Regions from separate parts of the Homo sapiens genome. Here region 1 is linked to region 2. Evidence: read pairs that join two places in POLR2A ChIA-PET (ENCODE). Cell type or tissue: PC-9. All regions are shown on one strand. Each heading gives the region's core, and the rest is flanking DNA. Links, peaks and the distances in the headings are about the cores only.

Region 1 (15,516 bases), core at 3,882-11,881, 310 kb after region 2:
AGGCCTCTACAAACAGGTTTATTGGAGGTCTGAAGGAATTCACCAAACCACTGTGATTTAGCAGGAGACAAGATAAGGGTAATTACCCCAGCACCTGGACCCATTTAGATTAAGTAAATTTACTGAGGCTGCAGGGGAAGGTCTTCAAGACTCAGACCTTAGTTACAGATTAAATAAAAGAAGTTAATCACTTATCTCTTTAGATGAATGCACACTTACATGTAGACATATAGCTTAGAAGGTATATAGGCTCTGGAAAACGTTGTAATTTTGAGTTGGTCTGGTGATAATTTCCAGGCCTTCTCCCTGTAACTGGTTGCAGAAATAAAACTCTCTTCCTCCCCAGTTCATCTGCATCTCGTTATTGGGCCATGAGAAATAGCAGCCCAACTCTCAGTTTGGTCCAGGAACAATACCTTATTTAACAGTTTTACAACTTGTCTAGTGAAATAAGTATCTTGATCATTAGAGACCTTTCAGAAATGTCCCATGAAAAAAAAACATATTTTCTAATATTCTTTTAGCTACTATTATAACATCAGCCTTCTTGCATGAGAAAGCTTTTATACTATCAGAAAACATGCATTAAAAATGACAACTGTATAAAATTTCTGTATAAATGCTTAAATAGCCTATTAGGTAACAGAAATGTACATAAAGTATTGATTGTTTCTCAGAATTATATGTTTGACATAAAAAAATTGGCCTTAATCTGTTTAGTAATTTAGAATAATCACCACACACACACACACACACACACACACACACACACACACACACAAACTTAATTCATATTTAATTTAGATTATTTTCTGTGATGAGTAATGGAATGCAGAGCTTTTAATAATGGAAGCTTTAAGAAATCAAGAATAAACAAATGGCTTGGTGGCTGTCTAGATTCTTTATGAGTCCACACTTAACATTAAATTTATGTCCTTTTTTTTTTTTTGAGACAGAATCTCCCTCTGTCACCCAGGCTGGAGTGCAATGGTGAGATCTCGGCTCACTGCAAACTCTGCCTCCTGGGTTCAAGCAATTCTCTGCCTCAGCCTCCCGAGTAGCTGGGATTACAGGCACCTGCCAACACACGTGGCTAATTTTTGTATTTTTAGTAGAGACAGGGTTTCACCATCTTGGCCAGGCTGGTCTTGAACTCCTGACCTTGCGATCCACCCTCCTCGGCCTCCCAAAGTGTTGGGATTACAGGCGTGAGCCAGCATGCCCGGCCGCTTATTTTTTCTTATTTTTTGAGACAGAGTCTCGCTCTGTCACCCAGGGTGGAATGCAGTGGCATGATCTTGGCTCACTGCAACCTCCACCTCTCGGGTTCAAGCAATTCTCCTGCCTCAGCCTCTGAAGTAGCTGGGATTACAGGCACCCGCCACCATGGTCAGCTGATTTTTGTATTTTTAGTAGAGACAGGGTTTTGCCATGTTGGTCAGGCTTGTCCCAAATTCCTGACCTCAGGTGATCCACTCCCCTCGGCCTCCCAAAGTGCTGGGATTACAGGCATGGCCACCGCACCCCACCTAGTGTATCTGTTTAGACAGAATAAAACAAGGTATCTATTCATAAGTAACAAATATAGGTTAATAGAAAACTCAAACACAAATATAACTAATGCTATATCTTTCAGAATAGCCCATTCTAATTATTTCATTTCTCATTTGCTAAAATTCAAATCAACTTTTTTCATAATTTTACAGTGTATCTTAATGTCAGAGGCATTTAAACCAGAGTGACTCTATTTTGAATAGTGGCTGGGCAAATTGAGGTTGAGACCTACAGGGCTGCATTCCCCGGCAGTTAGGCATTCTTGGTCACAGGCTGAGATAGAAGGTTAGCACAAGATACAATGCACTTAGCAATTTGTCACAATCTTCTCTGTTAGCAGGGTACAGGCAGAAAAGAAGGGTCACATATTTAGGTCATGTGTCATAGGCGGTCATAGCAGAGATATGTCATTTGTGGGAATGGTCAAGAAAGGAGCTCCCCAACTGCTAGGTGTTGAGCCCAGCTATACATCACAATACCCAAAATATGTGAGGCCCAGAAAAAAAGGAGAGCCACATCACCTAGGTGCTGGGTCCAGCAATATGTCACAATCACCCTTTTTGGCAGGTTCCAGTCAAAAGACAAGTCACAAAGTGATGAACAAAAAGATATGTCATAATACCCTTCTGAACAGAGCCTATGCAGGAAACTCATATTACTTATGTGCTGGGTCCAGTGATAGGGTCACAATCCCCCACCTTTTACAGGATTCAGGAAGAAAAGGAGAGTAACATCACTTAAGTGATAAACAAAACATATGTCATACATCCCCTATTAGCAAGGCCTATGCAGGAGAGTCACATTACCTAGGTGTTGGACCAGCCGTATTTCAACAGACACAATGTAAGCAGGGCCTAAGGAGGAGAGGAGAGTCACATCACCAAGGTGCTGGGTCCAGTGATATGTCACAATCACCCTTTTTGGCAGGTTCCAGTGAAAAGACGAGAGTCATAACACCTAAGTGAGGAACAAATGATATGTCATAATACCCTTCTGAACAGAACCCATGAGTTAGAGTCATATTACCTGGGTCTTAGACCCAGTCATATATCAGAATACACAATGTATGCAAAGCCCAGGGGAAAAAAAAAAGTCACATCTCAGGCAGAGCCCAAGCAGAAGAGAGTCACATCACCTAGGTTCTAGGTCAAGAAATGTCACAGTATCCTCTGAGAAAAGAGCCCTGGCAGAAAAGTCACATCATCTAGATGAGAGCCCCAGAGATATGTCACAATGTCCCCTGTGAGTAGTGTTGGGAACAGGCCCCCAAATCTGGCCATAAACAGGCCCCAAAACTGGCCATAAACAAAATCTCTGCGGCACTGTGACTTGTTAATGATGGCTATGACACCCATGCTGAAAGGTTGTTGGTTTACTGGAATGAGGGCAAGGAACATCTGGCCCACCCAGGGCAGAAAACTGCTTAACGCGTTCTTAAACCACAAACAATAGCTTGTGAGATCTGTGCCTTAAGGACATGTTCCTGCTGCAGATAACTAGCCAGAGCCCATCCCTTTATTTCCCACAAGAAATACTTTTAATCTGTAATCTATAGAAACAATGCTTATCACTGGCTTGCTGTCAATAAATATGTGGGTAAATCTCTGTTTGAGGCTCTCAGTTCTGAAGGCTGTGAGACCCCTGACTTCCCACTCCACATGCTATATTTCTATGTGTGTGTGTCTTTAATTCCTCTAGCTCCGCTGGGTTAGGGTCTCCATGACCTAGCTGGTCTTGGGAGAGTAGGGCTCAGGAGGAAGAGAAAGATCACCTGACTTAAGAGCTGGGCCCAACTACATATCACAACCAACCAGTGGGCAGGGCCAAAGCATGAGAAAAGAGTCACATCACATAGGTGCTGGGCCAAGTGATATGTCACAATTCCCACTGTGGACAAGTCCCAGGGAGAAGAAGAACGGGACCAAGAGATATGTCACAATAACCCCTGTAGACAGGGACTAGGCAGAACAATTACATAGCCTGTGGGCTGATCCCAGGGATAAGTCACTCTCTTTTATGGGAGCATGGCCATGGAAGGAAAGAAGCGTCACATTATCTAGATGCTGGGCCCTGTGATATGTCACAATCTCTCCTATAGGAAAAATCCAAGTAAGAGAGTCACATCACATAGACGATGGATTCACAAATATGTCACTATTCTTGTTGGGCAAAAGGTGTTGACTCTTGAGCAAGGTTCAGGCAGAAGGATCACATCACCTTGGTTCTGAGCCCAACAATATGTCACAATGCTTGATGAAAAGAAACGCCAAGGCAAAAATGTAACATCACCTTGGTGTTCAGCCCAGCAGTATGTCACAATGTACACTGTAAGCAGAATATAGGTAGAAGAGTCATATCAGCTAAGGCACTGGGCCCATTGATAAGTAACAATCCTTTCTTTGAACAGGGACCTGGGAGAAAGAGTCACGTTACCTGGATGATGAATACACAGATAGATCATAAAGCTTCCTGTAGGCAGGACCCAGCAAGGAGAGTTACATAACCTGGATGTTGCAAATGGCAATATGTCACAATGACCCATGAAGGCAGGGCACAGGTAGGAGAGTCACATAACCAGGGTGAGGGGCCCAGTGATATGTCACAATGTCCCATGTGGGCAGTGCCAAGGCAAAAGTACAGAGTCGCACCACCTAGTGTTAGGTCCAGCAATGTATCACAATCTGATCTGTGGACTAGGCACCAAGCAGAAAAGTCAAATCACTCAGGTGCTGGGCAGAGGTGTATGTTACAGTCACAGTTGAAGGAAAAGGTAGGGATAAAATTAACAATCCTGCTGGGTGTGGTGGCTCACACCTGTAATCCCAGCACTTTGGGAGACAGGCAGGTGGATCACATGAGGTCAGGAGTTCAAGACCAGCCTGGCCAACATGGTGAAACCCCATCTCTACTAAAAATACAAAAAATTAGCCAGGCATTGTGGTGGGCACCTGTAATCCCAGCTACTCAGGAGGCTGAGGTAGGAGAATCGCTTGAACCCAGGAGGCAGAGGTTGCAGTGAACCGAGATCGCACCATTACACTCCAGCCTGGGCAACAAGATTGAAACTCCGTCTCAAAAAAAAAAAAAAAAAAATTAACAATTCCACACATGTCCCATTTCTAGGTATTAGAGTCAACACCTTTTGTATGTTGAGTCTGAATACACAAGTCACAATCTCAATGGTGGACTGGATACCTGCATGACAGCCTCAATCTTTGCAGTGGACTGTGTCCCCTTAGTGGACTCACAGCCTCACAGATACGCTGAATCTTGGTCTGAGAGTCACCAGCCCACATGTGGACTGAATCCATGTGTGAAAGTCAATTTTCCAACTTTTGGCTATCTCTAGGTGTGAGATTCAGAACTTCAACAATGAACTGTGTTCATATGAAAAGATGACAATCTTTACTGTTGGCTGAGTGTGTGTATGAGTATCACAATGTCACCTGTGTGCTGGGCCCTGTTACAAAACTCTCTGTTACCATCTGAGGGCTTTATACAATATGCATGATAGTCACAATTTGCTCTGAGAATTCTGTTCTAGTATGAACTGATAATCGTAGCTATGGACCTAAGCCCATGTGTTAGAGTCAACATCTCTCTAATTGGCTAGGACCAGAGAGAAGAGTCCTCATCTGCCTATGAGCTTTGTTTTGAAATGAGTCAACATCTTGACTGTGGTCACATGATCACATATGACAGTCACAATTTTTACTGTGGACTGCATCCACGTGTGAAATTCAGGATCTTTCCAGTGAGCTCTGTCCATGTGTGAGGGTGTTGGTAGGTTTGCCAACATTTGGTAGGTTGTTCATATGAGAAACACAGTCTCACCTGTGTGCTTGACCCTGTGATGACACTCTGTACCATCCAAAGACTTTATACAAACTGTGAAAGAATGGTTATGCTTTATAATGTTCTTACCTAGAGAAGACCCCAATAATTTACCTGTTTCTCTAAGTTTAGCTACAAGTGCCAGTATCTCTCCTACTGACTGATTTGTCAGTATGAGTGTCATTATCACAACTGTGAGCTGGGCTAAAGTATATGTCACAATCCAACCTGTGAGTAGAAAGCAAATGAGAGAATAACATCGCCTGGGTGCTGGGTCAGGAATATATCACAATTTTTCCAGGGAAGAAACCAGGCATATCGCCTGGTTGCCTGGCCAGGGTTCTGTTGCCCTAAAATTCCCTCCTGAAAGCAAGGCACAGTCATCAAAGTCACATCACTTGGGTAGTGGGCCCAGCTATGTCTCTCTGCAGGCAAGGCCTGGGCACAAAAGATATACCACCTGGTTGCTGAACCCAGAGATGTGTCACAATTTTCTGTATGGGCATGGTGCAGATGGAAGAGAGTCACACCTCCAAAGTAATGGATGCACAGATATGTAACAAAGGCCTCCTGTGGGCCCCTAAGTTCTTGGTCCAGTAATATTTCACAATACCCCCTAGGCATAAATGTCATATTACCTAGGTGAGAGGCCTAGATATGTCACAATGCCCCCTGTGGGTAGGGCTTATAAACAGGAAAGTCACATTACGTAGCTGTGGGGATCAGCTTTATGTTCCAATCACCCCAGAGGGAAGGGACCAGGCATGAGAGAAGAGCCACATCACATAGAAGCTACGTCAAGCGATATATCACAATTCTCACTGAGGACAAACCCTGGAAGAGGAGAGTCATATCATCTAGGTGATGGGCCCAAATATATAGCACAGTGACTCCTGTGTGCAGGGAACAGGCAGAATAATTACATCACTGGTGTGCTTGGCCCAGGCAGAAGAGGAGTGTCACATCACATAGGTAAAATAGGGCATTTACCTGGGCTTTGTCCATAGGAGAGATTGCAGTGGGTCAAGAAATATGTCACAATGCTCCCTGTGGTCAGGGTTCAGGCAGAGGACTCACATCATCTTGGTGCTGGGCCCAGCAGTGTGTCTCAATGCCTTCTAAGGACATAGCCAAAGCAGAGAAGTAACATCACCTTAGTGTTAGGCCCAGCAGTATGCCACAATCTCCTTTGTGGGCAGAACCTAGGAAAAAGAAAACAGTCACATCAGCTAGGAGCTGGGACCAGCAATATGTCACAATTACCCCGTTGAGTAGAGAACAGGCAGCAAAAAGAAAGTCACACTCCCTAGGCCAGCGACCATGGCTCACGCCTGTAATCTGAGCACTTTGGGAGGCCAAGGTGGGCAGATCACCTGAGGTCAGGAATTCGAGACTAGCCTGGCCAACATGGCGAAACCCCTTCTCTATTAAAAGGCAAAAATTAGCTGGGCGTGATTATATGTCATAATCTTACCTGTGGATAGAGAGTGAGCAGGAGAGATACGTCATCTGCATCATCTGGTTGCTGGGCCAGGGATATGTCACAATCTTCCCTGAGAACAGGCACCAGGCAGAAGACTTATCACCTGGGTGCTTGGTCAGAGATATGTTACAATTTCCTCCTGAAAGCAGGGGACAGGCAGTAGAGTCCCATCACCTGGGTGCTGGGCTCAGTGATATGTCACAATGCTCCCTGTGAGCAAAGCTCAGGCAGGAGAAACACATCGCCTGATTTCTGGGCCAGAAGATACATCACGGTCTCCCCTATGAGCAAAGCCTTGGTATAAAAGGAGAGTCACATCAAATAGCTGATGCTCCCAAAGATATGTCACAATGCTCTCTGTTGTCAATGTCCACACAGGATCTCTCGTCACCTTGTTGCTGAGCCGAGCAATACGTCACAGTGCCTTTAAGGTCTGGGCCAAGGCAAAACAGTAATGTCACATTGGTGTTGAGCCCCACAATATGTCCCAATCTCCCTTGAAAGCAGGACTTATGATGAATAGAACAGTCACACTTGCTTGGTACTGGGCCAAGTGATATGTCACAATTCCCCCTGTGAGCAGAACAACGCAAAAGAAGAGAGTCACATCACCTGGGTAATGGGTGAAAAAAATACCACAATGTTCCTTGTTGGCAGTAGAGTTACATTACCAGGGTGTTGGACCCAGCAATATGTCACAATGTGGTGAGGGCACAGGCATGAGAGTCATATAACCTGGATGTAGGCCCAGAGATATGTCACAATGCCCCAGTAGGCAGTGCCAAGGCAGGAGAGGAGACTCACATCAACTAAGTGCAAGGTTCAGTGAGATGTCACAATGTCCTCTACGAGCAGCACCAAGACAGAAGAAGAGTCACATCCCCTCAGTTCTGGGTTCAGCAGAACTATCCCACCTGTGGGCTGGTCCCAGACAAGACAGTCAGATCACTCAGGTGCCTGGCATAGAAAAATGTCACAATTGGGCCGGGCACGGTGGCTCACGCCTGTAATCCCAGCACTTTGGGAGGCCGAGGCGGGTGGATCACCTGAGGTCAGGAGTTTGAGACCAGCCTGACCAACATGGAGAAGCCCTGTCTCTACTAAAAATACAAAATTAGCCCTGCGTGGTGGCACATGCCTGTAATCCCAGCTACTCGGAGGCTGAGGCAGGAGAATCACTTGAACCCGGAAGGCGGAGGTTGCAGTGAGCCAAGATTGTGCCATTGCACTCCAGCCTGGGTGATAAGAGTGAAACTCCATCTCAAAAAAAAAAAAAAGAAAAGAAAAATGTCACAGTTAAAACTGCAGGAAGGTCCAGGGATGACATTAACAATCCCACACATGTCCCGGTGTTAACCTCCTATATGTTGTGTCTAAGAACAGGAGTTACAATCTCAACGGTGGATTGAACTTGTGCACAACAGCCTCAACTCCTTCTGCACGCCACGTATAAATAGTAAAGTCACAGCCACATAGGTGTGCTGAATCTTGCTCTGAATGTCACCAACCCACCTGTGGACTGAATCCACATGAGAGTCAAGTTTCCAGCCTTTGACTGCCTATAGGTGTGAGATTCAGAACCCCAGAAGTGGGCTGTGTTCATGTGGGGAAATGATGATGTATACTGTTGGGTGGGTGTACATACAACTGTCAACATCTCCCCTGTGTGCTGGGCCTTGTTAATACACTCTCTATACTACCCAAGGGGCTTTATGTAGTATGAATGTGGGTCACAATTCACTCTGACCCCTTCATGTTTATATGCCCCCATGACCATACCTGTGGCCCTAAGCCCAGGTGTGAGAGTCAACATTTCTCCAATTGGCTGGATCCAAATAGTAGAGACCTCATCTGCCTATGATTTTGAGTTTAGAAATGTGTCACCATCCCAACTGTGGCTGGATGCTCACATATGACAGTCACAATTCCAACTGTGGACTGTTTGCATGTGAGATTCAAGACCTCAGCAGCGGGCTCTTTCCATGTGTGAGGGTGATAATACTAATGGTTGGTGAGGTTTGCTGTGCCCTGTGATGACACACTCTAACACTTGAGGGCATTATACTACGTGTGGGGGTGTGGCAATCTTTTATAACCTTCATACAAAGAGAGACCCAGGATGTCGCTCATTTTTCTGAGCTATGAAAGGTATTTCTTCTTCTTTTTTTTTTTTAGATAGAGTTTCGCTCTTGTTGCCCAGGCTGGAGTGCAATGGAACGATTCTCCTGCCTCAGCCTCCCAAGTAGCTGGGATTACAGGCATGCGCCACCACGCCCGGCTAATTTTTTTTGTATTTTTAGTAGAGAAGGGGTTTCTCCATGTTGGTCAGGCTGGTCTCGAACTCCTGACCTCAGGTGATCCACCCACCGTGCCTGGCCAGTATTTCTTCTAATAGCTGACTTGAGGCATGAGAGTCATCATGACATTTGTAAGCTGACATGAGAGTCATCATCACACTTGTAAGCTGACCACAGCCTATGTCGCAATTCTACTTATAAGAAGGGAGCTAGCAGGGGAGTCACATCACCTGGATTTCAGCCATGGATATCTCATAATCTGCTGAGGGAAGAAGCCAAGCAGGAGTGTCACATCACCTGAGTGCTCAGCCAGGGATATGTTACAATTCTGTCCTGAAAGCACAGCACAGGCAACAGAGTCACATCACCTGGGTGCTGAGCTCAGCGCTATGTTACAATGCTCCCTGTGGGCAAGACAGAGGCAGAAGAGCCACATCACCTGGTGTCTGGTTCCAAGGATATGTCACAATCATTCCTGTGCAGGGCAGGGTGCAGGCAAAAAATAAATGTCACATCTTCTAGGTCATGGGTGCAGATATATGTCACAAGGTCCCTGTGGGCAAAGCCAAGGTAGGAGCATGCAATCCCATAGGTGGTGGGCCTAGTGATATTTTACAATACCCAAAACATGAGAGGCCCAGGCCAAACAAGAGAGTCACATCACCTAGGTGCTGGGTTCAGTGATTTGCCATAATCTCCCACTTTTTGGCAGGGCCAGGCAGAAGAGGAGAATTATATCACCTAGATGATGAATGAAAATATATGTTGTAATACCTCTGTGGGCAAGTCCCATGCAGGAGAGTCACATCACCAAGGTATCAGGACCAGCCACATGTCACAATATGTGCAAGAGGAACCAGGCAGGAGAGGAGAGTCACATCACCTAGGTTCTGGTCCCAGCAATATATTACAATCCCTTCTTGGGAAAAGCCCAGGAAGTAGAGGAAAGTCACGTCACCTGGGCACTAGGCCCAGTGATGTCTCAATGCCCTCCGTGAAAAGCAATAAGGCAAGAGAATAGACTCACATCACCTAAGTGCTGGGTCCAGCAATGCGGCACAATCCCATCTGTACGCTGGGCCCAAGCAGAAGAGTCAAATCACTCAGGTGCTGGGCAGAGGTGTATGTAACAATCACACCTGCATGAAGGTCGAAGCATAAGATTAACAATTCCACACATTTTCTTGTTCTAGGTATGAGATCTAACACTTCCTGTATGTTGAGTCTAAGTAAATGAGTCACAATCTCAATGATGGTCTGGATCCATGTATAAGAACCTCAATCCCTCCTGCAAACTGTGTCCCCTTAGTGGAGTCACAGACTCACAGGTGTGCCGAATCTTGGTCTGAAAGATGCCAACCCCCGCATGGAGCGAATTCACATATGAGATTCCATTTTCCAACATTTGACTGCCTCTGGGTGTGATATTCAGAATCTGAATTGTGAGCTATGTTTATATGGAAGGATGAAATATTTACTGTTGGCAGGTCATACATATGAGTGTCACAACCTCACCTGTGTGCTGAGTTCTGTTAGGACATCCGCTGTACCTTTTGACAACTTTACACAGTATGTGAGAGATTCTCCATGACTTTCACACGAAGAGGAGACCCAAGATATTACCCATTTTCCTAACTCTGGCTATGAGAGACAGTGTATCTGCTATTGGTTGTTTCAAGGTATGAAAGCAATCATTGCACCTGTAAGCTGGGCCAAGATATGCATCATAATCCCACCAGTGAATAGGGACCGACCAGTAGACTCACATCACCTGGGTTTCGGGGCAGTGATATGTCACAATCTTCTCTGAGGGCAGGGACCAGGCAGCAGTGTCACATCACCTTGGTGCTCCATTAGGAATATGCTACAATCCCCTCCTGAAAGCAGAATACAGTCAGAAGAGTCACATCACCTGAGTGCTGAGACCAGAGATATGTTACAATGTTCTCTGTGGGCGAGGACCAGGCAAAAAAAACAAATCCCCTGATTGCTGAGACCAGTGATTCGTCACAATCCCTAGTGGTCAGGGTGCAGACAGAAGAGGGGAATTAAATCTCCCAGATAACCCCATCCAATGGGTGTTGAACTCAATGATATGTCACTATACCCAAAATATGCCAGGGACATGGAAAATAAAATGGTCACATCATCTAGGTGATGAAAAAGAGGTATGTCGGCCAGGCACAGTGGCTCATGCCCATAATCCCAGCACTTTTGGAGGCCACAGTGGGCGAATCACCTGAGGCTGGGAGTTTGAGACCAGCCTGACCAGCATGGAGAAACCCCGTCTCTACTAAAAAAAAATAAAAAATTAGCTGGGCATGGTGGCACATGCCTGTAATCCCAGCTACTCGGGAGGCTGAGGCAGGAGAATCACTTGAACCCGGGAGGTGGAGTTTGCCGTGAGCCAAGATCACACCATTGCACTCCAGCCTGGGCAACAAGAGCGAATTCTGTCTCAAAAAAAAGAAAAAGAAAAAGAGATATGTCATAATACTTCTGTAGGCAGTTCTCATGACATAAAGTTGCATCACCTGGGTGCTGAATCCAGGTATATGTCACAATACACAATGTATGCAGGGCTTAGGCAGAAGAGAAGAATCACAACAGCTAGGTGGTGGGCCCAGAAATACATCACAATCCCTGCTTGGGCAAAGCCCAATCCATAAAGGAGAGTCACATCACCTACGTACTGGGTTCAGCAATATGTCACCCTACCCCTTGTGGGGAGGGCCCATGCAAGAGTCACATCACATAAATGATGGGCCCAAAAATATGTCAAAGTTTTCACTGTGGGTAGGGCTCAGGAAAAAAAAGAATCGCATGACCTAGGGGCTGGGCCCAGCTATATGTAACAAACACCCCAGTTTGCAGGGCCCATGCATGAGAGAAGAGTCATATCACCTAGCTGCTGGGCTCAGTGATATGTAACAATACTTTTTTGGCAGGGCCCAGGCAAAAGAGGAGTGTCACATCACCTAGGTGATTAATAGAAAGATGGCTCATAATACCCCTATGGGCAGGCCCCATGCAGGAGAGTTGCGTTATCTAGGTGTTGGACCCAGTGATATGTCTCAATACACACTGTATGGAGGTCCCAGGCTGGAGAGGAGAGTCACCTCTTCTAGGTTCTTGACAGAGTGATATGTCACAATCCCTTTTTGGGTAGAGACCAAACAGTAGAGAAGAGTCACATCACCTAGATGCTGGGCTCAGCAATGTCACAATATCCTGAGAAGAGGGCCCAAACAAAAGAGTCGCATCACCTCATTGAAGGTCTCAGAGATATGACACAATGCCCCCTGTGGGTAGGGCTCAGGAAGATGTGTGGAGTCACATAACCTTGGGGCTGGGCCCAGCTACATGTCAAAATCACTCCAGTGGGCAGGGCCCAGGCATAAGAAGAGAATCACATCATGTAGGTTCTGAGCCAAGCAACATGTGACACTCCCCACTGTGGACAGGTTCCAGGAAGAAAAGAGTCACATAACCTCAGTGATAGGCCCAGATATATGTCACAATGACTTCTGTGAGCAGGCAGAAGAATCCCATCACTTGTGTGCTGAATTCAGCAATAAGTCATTCACTCTTCAGTGGGCAAGGAAGAGGCAGGAGAGGAGAGTCACATCACCTATGTGTTGGGCCCAAATTTATGTCACAATCTCTTTTTGGGCAACATCCAGGTAAGAGAGGAGAGTCACATAAAATAGTTAAAGGTCCCAGAGATATGTCACAATGCACCTTGTAGGCAGGGTCCAGGCAGGAGACTCACATCACATTGGTTCTGGGCCCAGCAATCAATCACCATGCCTTCTAGGGGCAGTGTCAAGGCATAAGAGTATGTCAGCATAGACTGCTGCCATCTCGGCTCACTGCAACCTCCCTGCCTGATTCTCCTGCCTCAGCCTGCCGAGTGCCTGCGATTCCAGGCGCGTGCCGCCACGCCTGACTAGTTTTCGTGTTTTTTTGGTGGAGACGGGGTTTCGCTGTGTTGGCCGGGCTGGTCTCCAGCTCCTAACCGCCAGTGATCCGCCACCCTCGGCCTCCCGAGGTGCCGGGATTGCAGACAGAGTCTCGTTCACTCAGTGCTCAATGGTGCCCAGGCTGGAGTGCAGTGGCGTGATCTCGGCTCGCTGCAACCTCCACCTCCCAGCCGCCTGCCTTGGCCTCCCAAAGTGCAGAGATTGCAGCCTCTGCCTGGCCGCCACACCGTCTGGGAAGAGAGGCGCATCTCTGCCTGGCCGCCCATCGTCTGGGATGTGAGGAGCCCCTCTGCCTGGCTGCCCAGTCTGGAAAGTGAGGAGCGTCTCTGCCCAGCCGTCATCCCGTCTAGGATGTGAGGAGCGCCTCTGCCCGGCCGCGACCCCGTCTGGGAGGTGAGGAGCGTCTCTGCCCGGCCGCCCTGTCTGAGAAGTGAGGAGACCCTCTGCCTGGCAACCGCCCCGTCTGAGAAGTGAGGAGCCCCTCCGCCCGGCAGCCTCCCCGTCTGAGAAGTGAGGAGCCCCTCCGCCCGGCAGCCACCCCGTCTGGGAGGTGAGGAGCGTCTCCGCCCAGCAGCCACACTGTCCGGGAGGGAGGTGGGGGTCAGCCCCCGCCAGGCCAGCCGCCCCGTCCGGGAGGTGAGGGGCGCCTCTGCCCGGCCGCCCCTACTGGGAAGTGAGGAGCCCCTCTGCCCGGCCACCACCCCGTCTGGGAGGTGTACCCAACAGCTCATTGAGAATGGGCCATGACGACAATGGCGGTTTTGTGGAATAGAAAAGGGGGAAAGGTGGGGAAAAGATTGAGAAATCAGATGGTTGCTGTGTCTGTGTAGAAAGAATTAGACATGGGAGACTTTTCATTTTGCTCTGTACTAAGAAAAATTCTTCTGCCTTGGGATCCTGTTGATCTATGACCTTACCCCCAACTCTGTGCTCTCTGAAACATGTGCTGTGTCCACTCAGGGTTAAATGGATTAAGGGCGGTGCAAGATGTGCTTTGTTAAACAGATGCTTGAAGGCAGCATGCTCGTTAAGAGTCATCACCACTCCCTAATCTCAAGTACCCAGGGACACAAACACTGCGGAAGGCCACAGGGTCCTCTGCCTAGGAAAACCAGAGACCTTTGTTCACTTGTTTATCTGCTGACCTTCCCTCCACTATTGTCCTATGACCCTGCCAAATCCCCCTCTGCGAGAAACACCCAAGAATGATCAATAAAAAAAAAAAAAAAAAAAAAAAAGAGTATGTCAGCATAGTATTAGGCCCAGTGACATGTCACAATATCCTCTTTGGGCAGAACCTAGAAAGAAAGAGGCAGAGAGTCATGTGAGCTAGGTGCTGAGCCCAGTAATACATCACAATCCCTTCTGTAAGCAGGAGCCAGGCAGGAGAAGAGAGCCATATTACCTGTGTGATGGGTGCAGGGATATGTCACAAGATCTTCTGTAGGCAGGACCTAGGCAGTAGAGTTACATCACCTGGGTGTTGGACTCAGCAAAAGTCACAGTGGCCCACATGGGCAGGGCACAGGCAGGAGAGTCATATAACCTATGTGTGGGGCCCAGCCATATGACACAATGTCCCCTGTGGAAGAGCCAAGGCTGGAGAGAAGATTCACACCACCTGGGTACAAGATGTAGTGATGTCAAAATGTCCCCTGTGGGTAGTGCCAAGGCAGTAGAATAGTCACACCACCTCGGTACTGGGTCCAGGGATATGTCACAATCCCTTCCATGGGCTAGGCCAGGGCAGGGGCACCAAATCACTCTGGTGCTGGGTAAAGTCATATGTCATAATGACACCAGCAGGAATGTTCAGACATGAGATTATGCATCTGGACTGGAAAGAATCAACACATCAAAAACATGACCAGACCGTGCACAGTGGCTCACACCTGTAATCCCAGCACTTTTGGAGGCCACGGAGGATACCTGGAACCCAGGAGTCCAAGACTATCCGGGGCCAACATGGTGAGACAGCATCTCTATTAAAAAATAATAATTAAAGTTAAAAAAGAAATATATATCCAGAGCATGGACAACATAGCAAGATCACATCTCTACTAAAAAGATGATACAGGCTGGGTGCCAGTGGCTCACGCCTGTAATCCCAGAACTTTGGGAGGCTGAGGTGGGCGGATCACAAGGTCAAGAGATCGAGATCATCCTGGCCAACATTGTAAAACCCCATCTCTACTAAAAACACAAAAATTAGCTGGGCGTGGTGGCGCACACCTGTAGTCCCAGCTACTCGGGAGGCTGAGGCAGGAGAATCACTTGAACCCAGGAGGTGGAGGTTGCAGTGAGCTGAGATCATGCCACTGCACTCCAGCCTGGGTGACAGTGTGAGATTGTCTCAAAAAAAAAA
Region 2 (15,516 bases), core at 3,668-11,667:
ATACCAGATTTTTTTTTTTTTTGAAATGGAGTTTTGCTCTCGTTGCCCAGGCTGGAGTGCAATGGCATGATCTCGGCTCACTGCAACCTCCGCCCCTCCAGGTTCCAGCGATTCTCCTGTCTCAGCCTCCTGAGTAGCTGGGATTATAGGCATTTGCCATCATGCCCAGCTAATTTTTGTATTTTTAGTAGAGACAGGGTTTCATCATATTGGTCAGGCTGGTCTTGAATTTCTGACCTCAGGTGATCCGCCTGCCTCGGCCTCCCAAAGTGCTGGGATTACAGGCATGAGCCACTGTGCCTGGCCTTGCATACCAGATTTTATGAGTAAACATTTCTCTTATTATTGTTTTCCAGTTTCATATTAGTGTATTTCTTCAGTGTAGGTTTCTTAACATCAGTTTATTGTGTTTTTTGGTTTTACCTATGTATTATAATTTCAGACAATTTTCAATTCTGTATGCTTTAATTAAGAGATAATTAAATCCCATATTGGGCTTTAATTGGCCGGGCACGGTGGCTCACGCCTGCAATCCCAGCACTTTGAGAGGCTGAGGCAGATGGATCACAAGGTCAGGAGATGAGACCATCCTGGCTAACACGGTGAAACCCCGTCTCTACTAAAAATACAAAAAATTAGCCGGGCATAGTGGTACGCACCTGTAGTCCCAGCTACTCAGGAGGCTGAAGCAGGAGAATCGCTCAAACCCGGGAAGTGGAGATTGCAGTGAGCCAGATCGTGCCGTTGCACTCCAGCCTGGGCGACAGAGCAAGACTCCATCTCAGAAAAAAAAAAAAAAAGAGATCAATCACCAAATGTCTATCACAATCATATTATATATGTGTGTGTGTGTTTATAAATATATGACCCCAATTTTGGTTAAAGCTTATCTTGTATATATTATTTTTTAGCTAATTTTTAATGGTTGTTTTGTCTTCTCTAAGTTAGTAGTCATGGAAATAGTCTATTTTCACCATGTGTTTAATGATGAATGTATATTTTCTTTGTATGAGAGAAACACTTTTGTAATTTGAGGGTAATTTTTTAAAAAGTTTATAATGCTGTATTTTTTTGTTTTTTTTTAATGTTAGTGTTGTAAAAACATGTAACATGAAATTTACCATCTTAAATCTATTGAAGTGTACATTTCAGGCATGATGGTGACTCACATCTGTAATCCCAGGATTTTGGGAGGCCAAGACAGGTGGATTGCTTCAGGCCAAAGTTTGAGACTAGTCTGGGCAATATATGGAGATTCCCTCTCTACAAATAATTTTTGAAAATAGCCAGGCATGGTGGTATGCACCCATGGTACAAGCTTTTTGGGAGATTGAGGGGGAGGGATTACATGAGCTTTGAAGTTAGAGTCTACAGTGAGCCATAATTGTGCCACTGTACTTAAGCTTGGGTGACAAAGTGAGAACCTGTCTTAAAAAAAAAAAAGTACTTTTCACTCATGATAAAAATATTTACATTGTTATTCAAAAAACTTCTAGAAATTTTACACCTGTGAAACTAAATACACATTAAGTAACAAGTGCTCATTTTGCCCTCTTTTCAGCGCTTGACAAACAGCGTTTTACTTGCTGATTTTATGAGTGTGACTACTTAAGATATCTCAAATAAGTTGAGTCATATGGTATCCATAATTTCATTACTTGCTAATTTCAGGTGACATAATATTCTCAAAATTTATCTTAAAATGAGGCAAGATTTTCTATTTGAAGGCTGAATAATATTACATTGTAGATCTATATTAATTTTTTGATGTATTTATAAATCAAGGGACATCTAAGTTTCTTCAGCCTTTTGGCTTTTGTGCATACTGATACAAAAAATATGGATGTTCATATGTCATTCAGGTCCTGCATTTTCTGTTATGAATATAGATTCATAAATGAGATTTTTGTATTTGATGATTTCATTTTTAAGTATCTGAGAAACATTTATAATTTTTTTTTTTTTTTGGAGACAGAGTTTCACTCTTGTCGCCTAGGCTGGAGTCCAATGGCGTGCTCTCAGTTCACTGCAACCTCTGCCCCACTGGGTTCAAGTGAGTCTTCTGCCTCAGCTTCCTGAGTAGCTGGGATTACAGGCATGTGCCACCATGCCTGGTTAATTTTGTATTTTTAGTAGAGATGGAGTTATTCCATGTTGATCAGGCTGGTCTCGAACTTATGACCTCAGGCGATCTGCCCACCTCGGCCTCCTTGTTTTCCATCAACAGTCAACATAGGTTTTTTTTTTTAATTTGTAATTTTTTATTATTATTTTTTTTTGAGATGGAGTCACACTCTGTCACCCAGACTGAAGTGCAGTGATTTGTTCTCATGTCCCAGGTTCAAACAATTCTCCTGCCTCAGCCTCAGGGTAGCCGAGATTACAGGCACCCACCACTATGCCCGGCTAATTTTTGTGTTTTTAGTAGAGATGGGGTTTTGCCATGTTGGCCGGGCTGATCTCGAACTTCTGACCTATGGTGATTCACCTGTCTCAGCCTCCCAAAGCACTGGGTTTAAAGATGTGAGCCACTGTACCTACCTGGATGGTTTTATTTTTATTGCATCATCAACAGATTTTGTATTTTTAAAAAATTTATAGTAGCCATTCTAAATGGGTGATAGGTGATTTTGTTTTTCATTGTGATTTTTATGCATTTCTCTACAAATTGTAATTTTGTGTCTTTTTAAATGCTTCTTCCCATTTGTGTATATTTTTGGTAAAAATTTAGTTCAATTATTTGTCCATTTCCAAATCAGATTATTCAACTTTATTGTTAGTTTTAAGAGTTGTTTATAGGCCAGGAGCAGTGGCTTACGCCTATAATCCCAGCACTTTGGGAGGCTGAGGCGGGCGGATCACGAGGTCAGGAGATCGAGACCATGGTTAAACCCTGTCTCTACTAAAAATATAAAAAATTAGCCGGGCGTGGTGGTGCGCGCCTGTAATCCCAGCTACTCGGGAGGCCGAGACAGGAGAATGGTGTGAACCCGGGAGATGGAGTGTGCAGTGAGCTGAGAACGCCCCGCTGCACTCCAGCATGGGTGACAGAGTGAGACTCCGTCTCAAAAAAAAAGAAAAAAAAAGTTGTTTGTATATTATGAATATTAAGGAATATCACATGTGATTTACAAATACTTTCACTCATTTTCTAGGAGGCATTGTCTCTCTATTGAATGTTTTCTTTGATGTACAGTAATTTCGAGGTATAGTGTAGTTAAATTTTTCTGTTCTTTTCTTTGCTGTTCATGCATTTAAGGTTGTGTCTAAGAAAATGGTGCCAAGACCAATGTCATGTCTTTTTTCCATATTTCTTTTTAAAAGATTTGTTAGTTCCTTTTTTCTATGTGTTTTATTTAAAATATTTGTATATATAATTCAAGAAAATTATCCAACTTTATTTTATTAGTGTTGGTATCCACGTTTCAGCATCATTTTTTGAAGAGATTTTTTTCTATTGCTTCCTCATGGCAACTTTGTAGAAGTTCATTTGATCATACACAGAAGGGTTCATTTTAGGACTCTTTATTCTGTTCTTTCATCTACTTATCTGTCTTTGTGTCAGTACCACATTGTTATTGTAGCTTTTAATATGTTTTGAAATCAGAAAGTATAATGCCTCTTTATTGTTTTCATAGTTGCTTGGCTATAGTTTTTTTTTTTTGTTTTTTTTTTTAGAGACAGAGTCTCGCTCTGTTGCCCAGGCTGGAGTGCAGTGGCATGATCTTGGCTCACTGAAAGCTCTGCCTCTTGGGTTCTAGCAATTCTCCTGCCTCAGCCTCCCAAGTAGCTGGGATTACAGGCACATATAGCCATGCCCAGCTAATTTTTTGTATTTTAGTAGAGACAGGGTTTCACCATGTTGCCCAGGCTGGTCTCGAACTCCTGAGCTCAGCAGGAAATCCACCTGCCTTGGCCTCCCAAAGTGCTAGGATTACAAGTGTGAGCCACCATGCCTGGCTTGGCTATAGTTTTTAATCAAATTTTAAAATTGTGAAGAATATTTCTGTGAAAAATTGTACCATTGAATTTTATGTAGAGATTATATTGAATTAGTTCACCACTGTAGCTTGTATTGACAACTTTGGAAAAGTTAAATTCTTCGGTCCTTGAGCAAGAATATGTTGAAGAGTGTGTTTTATTTTGATATATTTTTGGATTTGCCAGTTTTGCTTTTAATTCCTAGTTTTATGCAATTTTGGTCGAAAAACACAGTGTATAATTTTGGTCTTCTTAAATTTATTTGTCGTCGTCGTTGTTGTTGTTGTTTTGAGACAGGATCTTACTCTTGCCCAGGCTGGAGTGCAGTGACATGATTTTGGCTCACTGCAGCCTCAACCTCCTGGGCTCAAGTCAACCTTAGCCCCTTAAGTAGCTGGGTGTACAGACATGCACTACCATCCCTGGCTAATTTTTTATTATTATTTGTAGAGACAGAGTCTCACTATGTTGCCCTGGCTGGTCTCAAACTTGTGGCCCCAAGTGATCCTCCTACTTTTGTTTCCAAAATTTTAGGATTATAAGCATAAGCGACTGCACCCAGCTGGTATTCTTAAATTTAATAAGACTTGGTATTTATCCTAGCAGAATACACAAGATGCAAAGAAGAATATTGTATATTGTCTTGCTTTTTACTGGAAAGGTTTGTATGAGTCTGTTAAGTCTCCTTTGTCTGTGATATGGTTTGGATGTCCATGTTTCCAAACCTCATGCTGCAGTATAATCTTCAGTGTTGGATGTGGGATCTGGAAAAAGGTATTTTTGTCATGGAGGTGAATTCCTCATGAATGACTTGGCACCATAGTCTTGGTAATAAGAAAGTTTACACTCTGTTAATTCAAAAGAGAGCTGGTTCATTAAAAGAACCTGGCTCCTTCACCTCACACTTTCCCTATTACCATGTGACATTTCCAGTTACTCTTTGCCTTCTACCATAACAGTAAGCTTCCTGAGACCCTCACCAGAAACAGATGCTGACACACACTTCTTGTACAGTCTGCCAAATTGTGAGCAAAATAAGCCTTTTTTCTTTATAAATTATCCACTCTCAGGTATTCCGCTATATGCAAAATAATTGGAGTTGGCAATTTACTTCTAAAGGCACTATGTTATGTTGGAGAGCAGAAAAAGCTGTGTTGGGTAAATGTAACCAATTTATATTTTCCTTCTATGTGGCTCTTTGCATTGGACTCACCTGGGGCACTGCACACACTTATTTGTAAATTTTTCACTGATTTGATCAGTATGTTTTTGTTACATTTATATGTCTATAAATAAATTAGGGCCTGTGGTATTTTTCTATGACATCTTGCTTATGTAGCTTGTGTGATTTTATATGTTACATAAAGTATATTTATCTCTGAGTCTAGCAAGTGGAATAATTTGTTATTTTTATTTTTTTCAGTTATGTGTTCTCATTTTACCCAAGACTTTTGGCCAGAGCAGCATATAAAAGATCCTTTCCAAAAAGCGACACTGAGAAGATATAAAAACTGTGAACATAAAAATGTACATTTAAAAAAAGACCATAAAAGTGTGGATGAGTGTAAGGTGCACAGAGGAGGTTATAATGGATTTAACCAATGTTTGCCAGCTACCCAGAGCAAAATATTTCTATTTGATAAATGTGTGAAAGCCTTTCATAAATTTTCAAATTCAAACAGACATAAGATAAGCCATACTGAAAAAAAACTTTTCAAATGCAAAGAATGTGGCAAATCATTTTGCATGCTTCCACATCTAGCTCAACATAAAATAATTCATACCAGAGTGAATTTCTGCAAATGTGAAAAATGTGGAAAAGCTTTTAACTGCCCTTCAATCATCACTAAACATAAGAGAATTAATACTGGAGAGAAACCCTACACATGTGAAGAATGTGGCAAAGTCTTTAATTGGTCCTCACGCCTTACTACACATAAAAAAAATTATACTAGATACAAACTCTACAAATGTGAAGAATGTGGCAAAGCTTTTAACAAGTCCTCAATCCTTACTACCCATAAGATAATTCGCACTGGAGAGAAATTCTACAAATGTAAAGAATGTGCCAAAGCTTTTAACCAATCCTCAAACCTTACTGAACATAAGAAAATTCATCCTGGAGAGAAACCTTACAAATGTGAAGAATGTGGCAAAGCCTTTAACTGGCCCTCAACTCTTACTAAACATAAGAGAATTCATACTGGAGAGAAACCCTACACATGTGAAGAATGTGGCAAAGCCTTTAACCAGTTCTCAAACCTTACTACACATAAGAGAATCCATACTGCAGAGAAATTCTATAAATGTACAGAATGTGGTGAAGCTTTTAGCCGGTCCTCAAACCTTACTAAACATAAGAAAATTCATACTGAAAAGAAACCCTACAAATGTGAAGAATGTGGCAAAGCTTTTAAGTGGTCCTCAAAGCTTACTGAACATAAGTTAACTCATACTGGAGAGAAACCCTACAAATGTGAAGAATGTGGCAAAGCCTTTAACTGGCCCTCAACCCTTACTAAACATAACAGAATTCATACTGGAGAGAAACCCTACAAATGTGAAGTATGTGGCAAAGCCTTTAACCAGTTCTCAAACCTTACTACACATAAGAGAATTCATACTGCAGAAAAACCGTACAAATGTGAAGAATGTGGCAAAGCTTTTAGCCGGTCCTCAAACCTTACTAAACATAAGAAAATTCACATTGAAAAGAAACCCTACAAATGTGAAGAATGTGGCAAAGCTTTTAAGTGGTCCTCAAAGCTTACTGAACATAAGATAACTCATACTGGAGAGAAACCCTACAAATGTGAAGAATGTGGCAAAGCTTTTAACCATTTCTCAATCCTTACCAAACATAAGAGGATTCATACTGGAGAGAAACCCTACAAGTGTGAAGAATGTGGCAAAGCTTTTACCCAATCCTCAAACCTTACTACACATAAGAAAATTCATACTGGAGAGAAATTCTACAAATGTGAAGAATGTGGCAAAGCTTTTACCCAATCTTCAAACCTTACTACACATAAAAAAATTCATACTGGAGGAAAACCCTACAAATGTGAAGAATGTGGCAAAGCTTTTAACCAGTTCTCAACTCTTACTAAACATAAGATAATTCACACTGAGGAGAAACCCTACAAATGTGAAGAATGTGGCAAAGCCTTTAAGTGGTCCTCAACCCTTACTAAACATAAGATAATTCATACTGGAGAGAAACCCTACAAATGTGAAGAATGTGGCAAAGCTTTTAAACTGTCCTCAACCCTTTCTACACATAAGATTATTCATACTGGAGAGAAACCCTACAAATGTGAAAAATGTGGCAAAGCTTTTAACCGATCCTCAAACCTTATTGAACATAAGAAAATTCATACTGGAGAGCAACCCTACAAATGTGAAGAATGTGGCAAAGCATTTAACTATTCCTCACACCTTAATACACATAAGAGAATTCATACTAAAGAGCAACCCTACAAATGTAAAGAATGTGGCAAAGCTTTCAACCAATATTCAAACCTTACTACACATAACAAAATTCATACTGGAGAGAAACTCTACAAACCTGAAGATGTGACAGTGATTTTGACAACACCTCAAACTTTTTCAAACATAAAATAAATTATACTGGTGAGAAATTCTAGAAATGTAAAGAATGTGATAAAGGCTTTACATGGTTGTCACACTTGATTGTAGGTAAGATAATTTACATTGGAGTAAACTTCTACAAGTGTGAAGAATGTGGCAAAACTTTTAATTAATGCTCGTACCTTATTGCACAGGAAAGAATTTTTACTTGGAAAAAGGTATATACACAAAGAATGTGGAAAAGCCATTAATATGTGCTCATATCTTACTCAACATCAGAGAGTCTGTACTTAATAAAACCATTATAGATGCAACTAGTGTCAAAAGATCTTTCAGAAAATAAAAGCCTTTAAAGTGAAGAAGATAATTCATTCTGAAGACAAACATTACAAATATTAAGAGGGTTGTAGTACCATTACTTGCATCACAGATCTTATTGTACACATTTTGTACTAAAGAAAACCCTGAAGCAGTTGCTCAAATACTGTTCAACATCAGAAAATTTATATTGGAAAAAACCCCTGGAAAATGTAATAAATTTGTAAAAACAGTTTTGAAAAACTACAGCTTATAAAACATGAGGGTCTATAATGCTTGGTTGATAGTACAAAGTTTATTCAACATCAGGGAATTTATATTGGAGAAAAACCCTACAAATGTAATCAGTTTGGAAAAACATTTTTAAAAAAACCACAGCATAGAAAACACCACAGGGTTCATACTAAAATATGTTTTTGCAGATGCAGTAAAAATGAAAAAAATTTAATCCGAAATTAAGTTTATGTAAATATCTGAGAATTCACAGTAGAAATATCTAAGGCGCGGACACTTCAGACATTACACTAAATCAGTGCTAAGTACAGAAAACAACACAAAATAAAACTTGGTGGATAAATTATTTGTATATAACATTAAAAGAAGTAGAAGATTTTCAGTTATAATTACAATTAAAGTATACTTTTATCTTGAAAAAATTACTGATTTTTAAATTAGTGAATAATGATGTAATTAAACTCTCAAATAACTTTATGCTCTTTTTTCATTCCTGCTATATTCACATGTGAAAGCATGTGACCAATTGTTGCTGCACCAAAGATATGAGAGATTCTTTTATTAGGTGGGCATTATTTAAAACATTTTTTATGGAACAGTAAGGATATTAAAGTGTAAGATGCAGCCAGGCATGGTGGCTCATGCCTATAATCCCAGCACTTTGGGAGGCTGAGGCCGGTGGATCACCTGAGGTCAGGAGTTTGAGACCAGCCTGACCAACATGGTGAAACCCTGTCTTTACTAAAAATACAAAAATTTACCAGGCACCTATAATCCCAGCTACTTCAAAGGCTGAAGCAGGAGAATCACTTGAACCTGGAAAGTGGAGGTCTCAGTGAGCCGAAATCATACCATTGCACTCCAACCTGGGCAACAAAAGTCAAACTCCATCTCAAAAAGAAAAAAAAAAAAAAAAAAGATGCGTGATGAAAATGTAACTGGAGAGGCTCTTTGTGGTTAACTTATAAAGGAGTGATGCAGGAGATAGGTTTTCAGAGTAATATTCTTCTGCATTATAGTGACAAAAGTTTTTTATTTTAGTTAAAATTGGTTAAATTAGTAAGTCATTTTACTTATTGTAATTTTATGTAATTAAATGTACATTTTTAAATTTTTAGATTACATGTAAATATAACTTTTAAAAAAATGTGTTAAGACCATTGTACATTCAATGAAGCATTATTATGCTTCTAACTTTAACCTATTTCACCTTACTCAAGAGTGTATGTAAAAGATGGTAACAATATACTATTTGGTAACATAATGGACTAACATTTCTATTAATCTATTTCACCAGTGGCTTTCAACTGCAAATAAGTTAAAGAATATTTTTCTATAGGTTAAATATTCTTTTTTGTCTTATTTAAACTTACTGTTCTTAATTTCTGTGGGTACATAGTATGATTTTAATTACCTTATTTTATTCTTTGTGCTATTCATAATTTTTTTTGTTTGTTTGGTTTTTTTTTTTGAGACAGAGTCTTGCTCTCGCCCAGGCTGGAGTGCAGTGGCGCGATCTTGGCTCACTGCAAGCTCCGCCTCCCAGGTTCACTCCATTCTCCTGCCTCAGCCTCCCAAGTAGCTGGGACCACAGGCGCCCACTACTTGTTTGGGTTTTTTTTTGGAGATGGAGTCTCGCTCTGTCACCCAGGCTGGAGTACAGTGGCATGATCTTGGCTCACTGCAACCCCCACCTCCCCGGTTCAAGTGATTCTCCTGCCTCAGCCTCCCGAATAGCTGGGATTACAGGCGTCCACCATCACACCAGGCTAATTTTTGTATTTTTAGTAGAGATGGAGTTTCACCATGTTGGCCAGGATGGTCTCGATCTTCTGACCTCATGATCTGCCTGCCTCGGCCTCCCAGAGTTCTGGGACCACAGGCATGAGCCACTGCACCTGGCCAAATGTGTATATATTTATGCAATATATAACATGTTTTGATACAGGCATATAATATGTATTAGTCACATCAGGATAAAGTATCTATTACCTTCAGCATTTATCCTTTGTATTACAAGCCAATTCTACACTTCATTATTTTAATGTACAATTAAATTGTTATTGACTACAGGGTCATTTTAATTATAAAAATTATATAGAAGTATAAATAAAGTCCATACATTCCTGAGTCATGAATAAACATTGGTATATATTTTTCTTTGACTATGTGGCCGCTCTGCCTGAAACACATACAGAGTTTTAGTTTTGACTTACATAGGGTTAAATATACACATACATTACTCTAAAGATAAACCTTAGGTGTAAGAAAATTATGGAGTAAGTAACTGTTCTTGTATGAGTGTCTACCTATTTTAGGAAGAAAAAATCAATATTGAAGCAAAACAAGTAATTTTAATAAGGTGACTAATTTACTAGAAAACTAAAAACCTCAAAAATGCTGAAAGGAAATCTATACTGTCTGCTTTCTATTGAATTCATTACTGTAAGATCTTATGGTTTATGGTTCAGAATCTCCCCATGCAAACTTTTTTTTTACTTGCTTGGTACTCATGCTAGACCCATAATTTTCTTTTTTATTATTTTTTCTTTTATAGTTTATGAGGTATTATGTAAGCTCACTGGGGATTATAAGAATGATTTTTATGAAATTTAGTTGTGCACACAAAATAATTTTTAGGTGCAATTCCACAATTAGTGTTTTAAGTTATATTGAGTTAGGATATTCGATTTTGTTTATTTAATTGGAGACTTCTATATAAACCTACTTTAGCTATTGTTCATTTCACTTTCTATAATTGACATATGTAAATTTATTGAGCTAATTAGTTCAGGTAAATACTAGGGAGGCTTCATAAGTTCTGAAGTTTTTTTGTTCTGTTTTGTTTTGAGACAGAGTCTTGCTCTGTCACCCAGACTGGAGTGCAGTGGCATGATCTCGGCTCACTGCAACCTCTGCCTCCCAGGTTCAAGCAATTCTCCTGCCTCAGCCTCCTGAGTAGCTACAGGCACACACTACCATGCCCAGCTAATTTTCTGTTTTGTATTTTTAGTAGAGACAAGGTTTCACCATGTTAGCCAGGATGGTCTCCATCTCCTGACCTTGTGATGTGCTCACCTCAGCCTCTCAAAGTGCTAGGATTACAGGCATGAGCCACTGCGCCTGGCCTTATGAGGATGTTTCTATACATAAATATAGTGAACAAGCATGATGGTGCTTGCTGTGTAACAGATTGTCCATAATAAGCCAAAAACATTTCTGCTGGAGTTAGTTGGTAGCTTCAAGTCAGAGACGGAAAATATCAGTGATGAAATAATATTGATTCTTACTGTGGAGAGAACATTTTTCTTATCTTTAGTAAAAATACAAAAATTAGCTGGCCGTGGTGGCATGCACCTGTAATCCCAGCTACTCAGGAGGCTGAGGCAGGAGAATCACTTGAACCCCAGAGGGAGAGGTTGCAGTGAGCCGAGATCACGCCATTGCACTCCAGCCTGGGCGACAGTGAGGCTTCATCTCAAAAAAAACAACTGTAGTTTTGTAAGCATCCTCAAAGAAATCTACACCTGTTTCCCAAACACTTGCAATGCAAAGTTAAATTTCACAGAATCTTTTCACAAGAGTGGGTAGACAGCTGTTTTCTTCAAACTGAGACCTGGACTATAAGGTCTTGATTCTAGCAGATCTGACAGGACTACCTACAAACCTGCATGCAGGGCTGTGTGAGTGGCTGCTGGAGCACATTGGTGGGCTGAGAAGGGCCATGGAGACATTTATGATCACCAGACGCCTTCACAGCTGCATTATGCAAATGCTGGGCTTCACTTCCTAATGAGTTCTAGCAGACTAGTGTTTCCACCAGTCCCTGACCCATGCCTTCTGAATCTCCCTTGCCCAGGGTCCTCACAGCTGTCCACTATGTATGTCTCAGTCTCTGCTGATAGAGGCCACCTAAAATGAGAGCAGAATAGGCCTCAGAAAAAGCACCTAACAACCCTACTATAAGTATTTCAAAGAAAACCATTCAGATTTTCTCCAAGGCTTGTCTGTTGCTGCTTACTGTTCGTGAGAATGCTTTCTAAGCAGCAATAGATTTGAGAATGTCATTAGCCACTACTGTTTGTTTTCCTTCTCATGTCCCGCATTAACCAAAACCAAAATGAAACCAACAAAAAGCCTTCCAGGATATAGCTTTTGTATATAGGCCTAGCTGGCTAGCAGTAACATTTGGACTTTAAATTGAGTCTTGAATGATCTTCAGCGGTTACCCAGATAGCTCTTGGCATCAAACCCCTTGGCATCTCTTCCATTCCTTTTCCTATTCAAAATATTGAGGTTAAAATACATCAAAGTACAGAGGGAAAAAAATCTTAGGTCTTCTAAAAATAATTGTTTCATTTAGAAATCTGAATGATGGAGTGTTGGCAGAGGGCCACCAGAATTCAAAAGAGGTTGAGTTTAATCCTCCAGCCCAACTGTCCACATTTAGAAATGACAACATTCACGAACTAAGTCAATATAATTTGCACAGATCTTACCCAACAAACCCTAAGCTGCAAAAACAAACACTTGCATTTACACTTTTTTTTTTTTTTTTTTTTTGAGATGGAGTCTCACTCTGTTACCAGGTTGGAGTGCAATGGCACTATCTCGGCTCACTGCAACCTCTGCCTCCCGGGTTCAAGCAATTCTCCTGCCTCAGCCTCCTGGGCAGCTGGGACTACAGGTGCATGCCACCACACCCAGCTAATTTTTTGTATTTTTAGTAGAGACGGGGTTTCACCATGTTGGCCAGGATGGTCTCGATTTCTTGACCTCGTGATCCGCCCACCTCAGCCTCCCAAAGTGCTGAGATTACAGGCATGAGCCACCGCGCCCGGCCTGCATTTAAACTTTTCTAAAATGTCAAATTAGCATATTCTTTCCTCAGTGTAAAGTTTTAAGAAGCTTTAATCTGCCTTTATGAATTACCCTTTCAAAAATATATTTAAATGCTAGGAAAAGTTAACTTTATTCTCTACTCACAAATTTCTCTTACTTTACAGACAAATGTGGTTATATACATTGTTTAAAAACGCTTTTCTACTAATGACACTTCATGTGTAGATCTACACAAATGCTGTTTTTATTCTTCTGGGAATAAAAAGAGCTGTCCCAAGAACTAATAAAAGGATAAAAATATCTTTGCGGCTGGGTGCGGTGGCTCACGCCTGTAATCCCAGCACTTTGGGAAGGTGAGGCTGGCGGACCACGAGGTCAAGAGATGGAGATCATCCTGGCCAACATGGTGAAATGCCGTCTCTACTAAAAATACAAAAATTAGCTGGGTGTGGTGGTGCGCACCTGTAGTCCCAGCTGCTCAGGAGGTTCAGGGAGGAGAATCGCTTGAACCCTGGAGGCTGAGGTTGCAGTGAGCCGAGATTGCCCCACTGCACTCCAGCCTGGTGACAGAGTGAGACTCAGTCTCAAAAAAAAAAAAAAAAATCTTTACTATTTGCCCCTACTTGCTCAGCCATTTTTTTTTTGTTTGGGGTCTGGTGTTTGTTCTTTTCCCTCCATTTTGTTTTTTTGAGACAGTGCACTGGTAGAAATTGGCACTGATGGGCCAGGTGTGGTGGCTCATGCCTGTAACGGCACTTTGGGAGGCCAAGGCAGGCAGTTCACTTGAAGTCAGGAGTTTGAGACCAACCTGACCAGCATCGTGAAACCCTGCCTCTACTAAAAATACAAAAATTAGCTGGGCGTGGTGACATATGCCTGTCATCCCAGTTACTCAGGAGGCTGAGGCAGGAGAATCCCTTGAGCCCAGAAGGTGGAGGTAGCAGTGGCCAAGATCGCGCCATTGCACTCCAGCCTGGGTGACAGAGTGAGACTCCGTCTCAAAAAAAAAAAAAAGAAAAAAGAAACTGGCACTTATGGTTGGCTAACCTTTACGCTTCTTTGGAGCAGTGGAGAATTTTTAGCCCCCTGTTGAGGCAAATGTTGAAAAGTCTGACCTTGTTCTCAGGTGCTCCAGCTTCTTATTTACAGTAGAGCTGCCATGCCTGTAAAAGCCCATGGGCCAGGTCATAAGGTGGACTTTACTGTGAAGCACAGGGAGCACCTCATTCCTCACCCTTATCCTTGTGCAGAATGTGCTTGCAGGACCTGGAGAACAGGATGGTCCACACGATCCAGAAGAAGTGCTGAACACCAGATGCAGTGCTTTGAAGGTTATGTCCAGGGTCAGAAACTAGAATCAGTAGGCCAAGCAGCTGGCACTGACCAAAAGAAGGGCCTAGGCTAGGCTGCTGGCCACTGAGGCTGGGTTGCAATGCTGGGACAGGTTGGAGATGTCAAGTCCAAGAACATCCAAAACCTCTTACTAGACTCTCCACAATGTCTGTAGAAACATATGTACTCCCAACACAAACTTCTTGGTGAGCCAGGTCAAGATCTTTTGAGCAGCAGATATTGCCTTTTCACAACAGGCTATGGATGCTCCAGCAAAAGGTGTCGACTATGCCAGTGTGGCTGTTCTCAGTTCCCCAGTGACCCCATGTTTCCTGCACTCCTGAGGCCAGCAGCTCAAGCAGCAGCAGTAGCAACAGCAGGAGAGGCCAGCTCAGGCCCCGCACCTGCGGTCTGCCTGAGGCTCATGTGCCCATGCCAGCAGGGGGGATGTGATGACATAGTGCAGGATGAGGGCTACACACAGGGCTGGGTTGCCATGGGCTCAACAGGAGCAGCATTGAAATGATCAAGGGCTGCATACCACACCTTTGTCTGCTACTGCTGCCACCACCTATAATTTATAGGTAAACACCTTTTAGGAGGCACATATAATCATTTAGAAAGATAAAAACTCCCTCCTGCTACTTTTTTTTCTCCTTCTTTTCCCGTGCCAGACTTTTGGCTAACATCTACAAACATATTAGATGGCAGCCATATAAATTTTATTTTAATTATAATGCTTTCAAAATTAATAAATGAGTAAGTATAAAATAAAATCTTAACTACTGTATCAGCAAAAGAAAATGAAACTCATATTACAATTAAAGTGAAGAAAGTTGATGGGCTGTATATATTGACTGGTAAAAGTTTTAGATACCAAAAGTTTCACAGGCAATAGAATATCCAATTACCCAGTTAGAGCAGGTAGTCAGATAGTGATGAGTTGGGTAAGGTAGAGGCCCTGGGAATGTGCCCCAGGAATGTCAAGTGATTATCAGGTGGTCACCTCAGGATTGATAAGTGGTCTCAGCTGGTGACAAGTAGGGGCACCCTTCTAACAAATAGAAAACATTTTGAGTGCTTGGGCAACAACTTAATAAAATCTCAAAAATTTGGCAAGACCATCCAAGCATGGACAGTGAGAGGCAAAATAGTGGAGTTTAACCAATATATGCCTTTCTCTGGAGGTGCTCAACTGGTAAAAATAATATCTCCAAT

The links. Peaks named below come from ENCODE experiments on the same cell type or tissue, not always from the same donor. Only the 100,000 strongest peaks of a DNase experiment are listed, where the experiment ranks them.
Region 1: POLR2A ChIA-PET joins it to region 2 with 17 read pairs; 2 of 35 experiments call an interaction of 5 or more read pairs at or near these places.

Annotation. Positions count from the first base shown.
Region 1 is chr19:21,485,194-21,500,709 of GRCh38, reverse strand. LINC00664 (long intergenic non-protein coding RNA 664) reads right to left here. Exons shown (of 11, transcript NR_037194.1): 2 at 14,557-14,605; 3 at 10,940-11,045; 4 at 10,196-10,307; 5 at 9,399-9,501; 6 at 6,863-7,444; 7 at 6,379-6,590; 8 at 5,503-5,616; 9 at 3,988-4,058; 10 at 2,361-2,511. Among named protein-coding and RNA genes, the nearest start is that of LINC00664, 9.2 kb to the right of the region's middle. In PC-9, for the core only: no CTCF peak of the experiment used is centred there; a DNase peak (open chromatin) is centred at 7,489.
Region 2 is chr19:21,799,696-21,815,211 of GRCh38, reverse strand. It overlaps ZNF43 (zinc finger protein 43), which reads left to right. Exons shown (of 4, transcript NM_003423.4): 4 at 5,405-10,266. The coding sequence ends at 7,605. It also overlaps the pseudogene BRI3BPP1. Among named protein-coding and RNA genes, the nearest start is that of ZNF43, 29 kb to the left of the region's middle. In PC-9, for the core only: no CTCF peak of the experiment used is centred there; no DNase peak of the experiment used is centred there.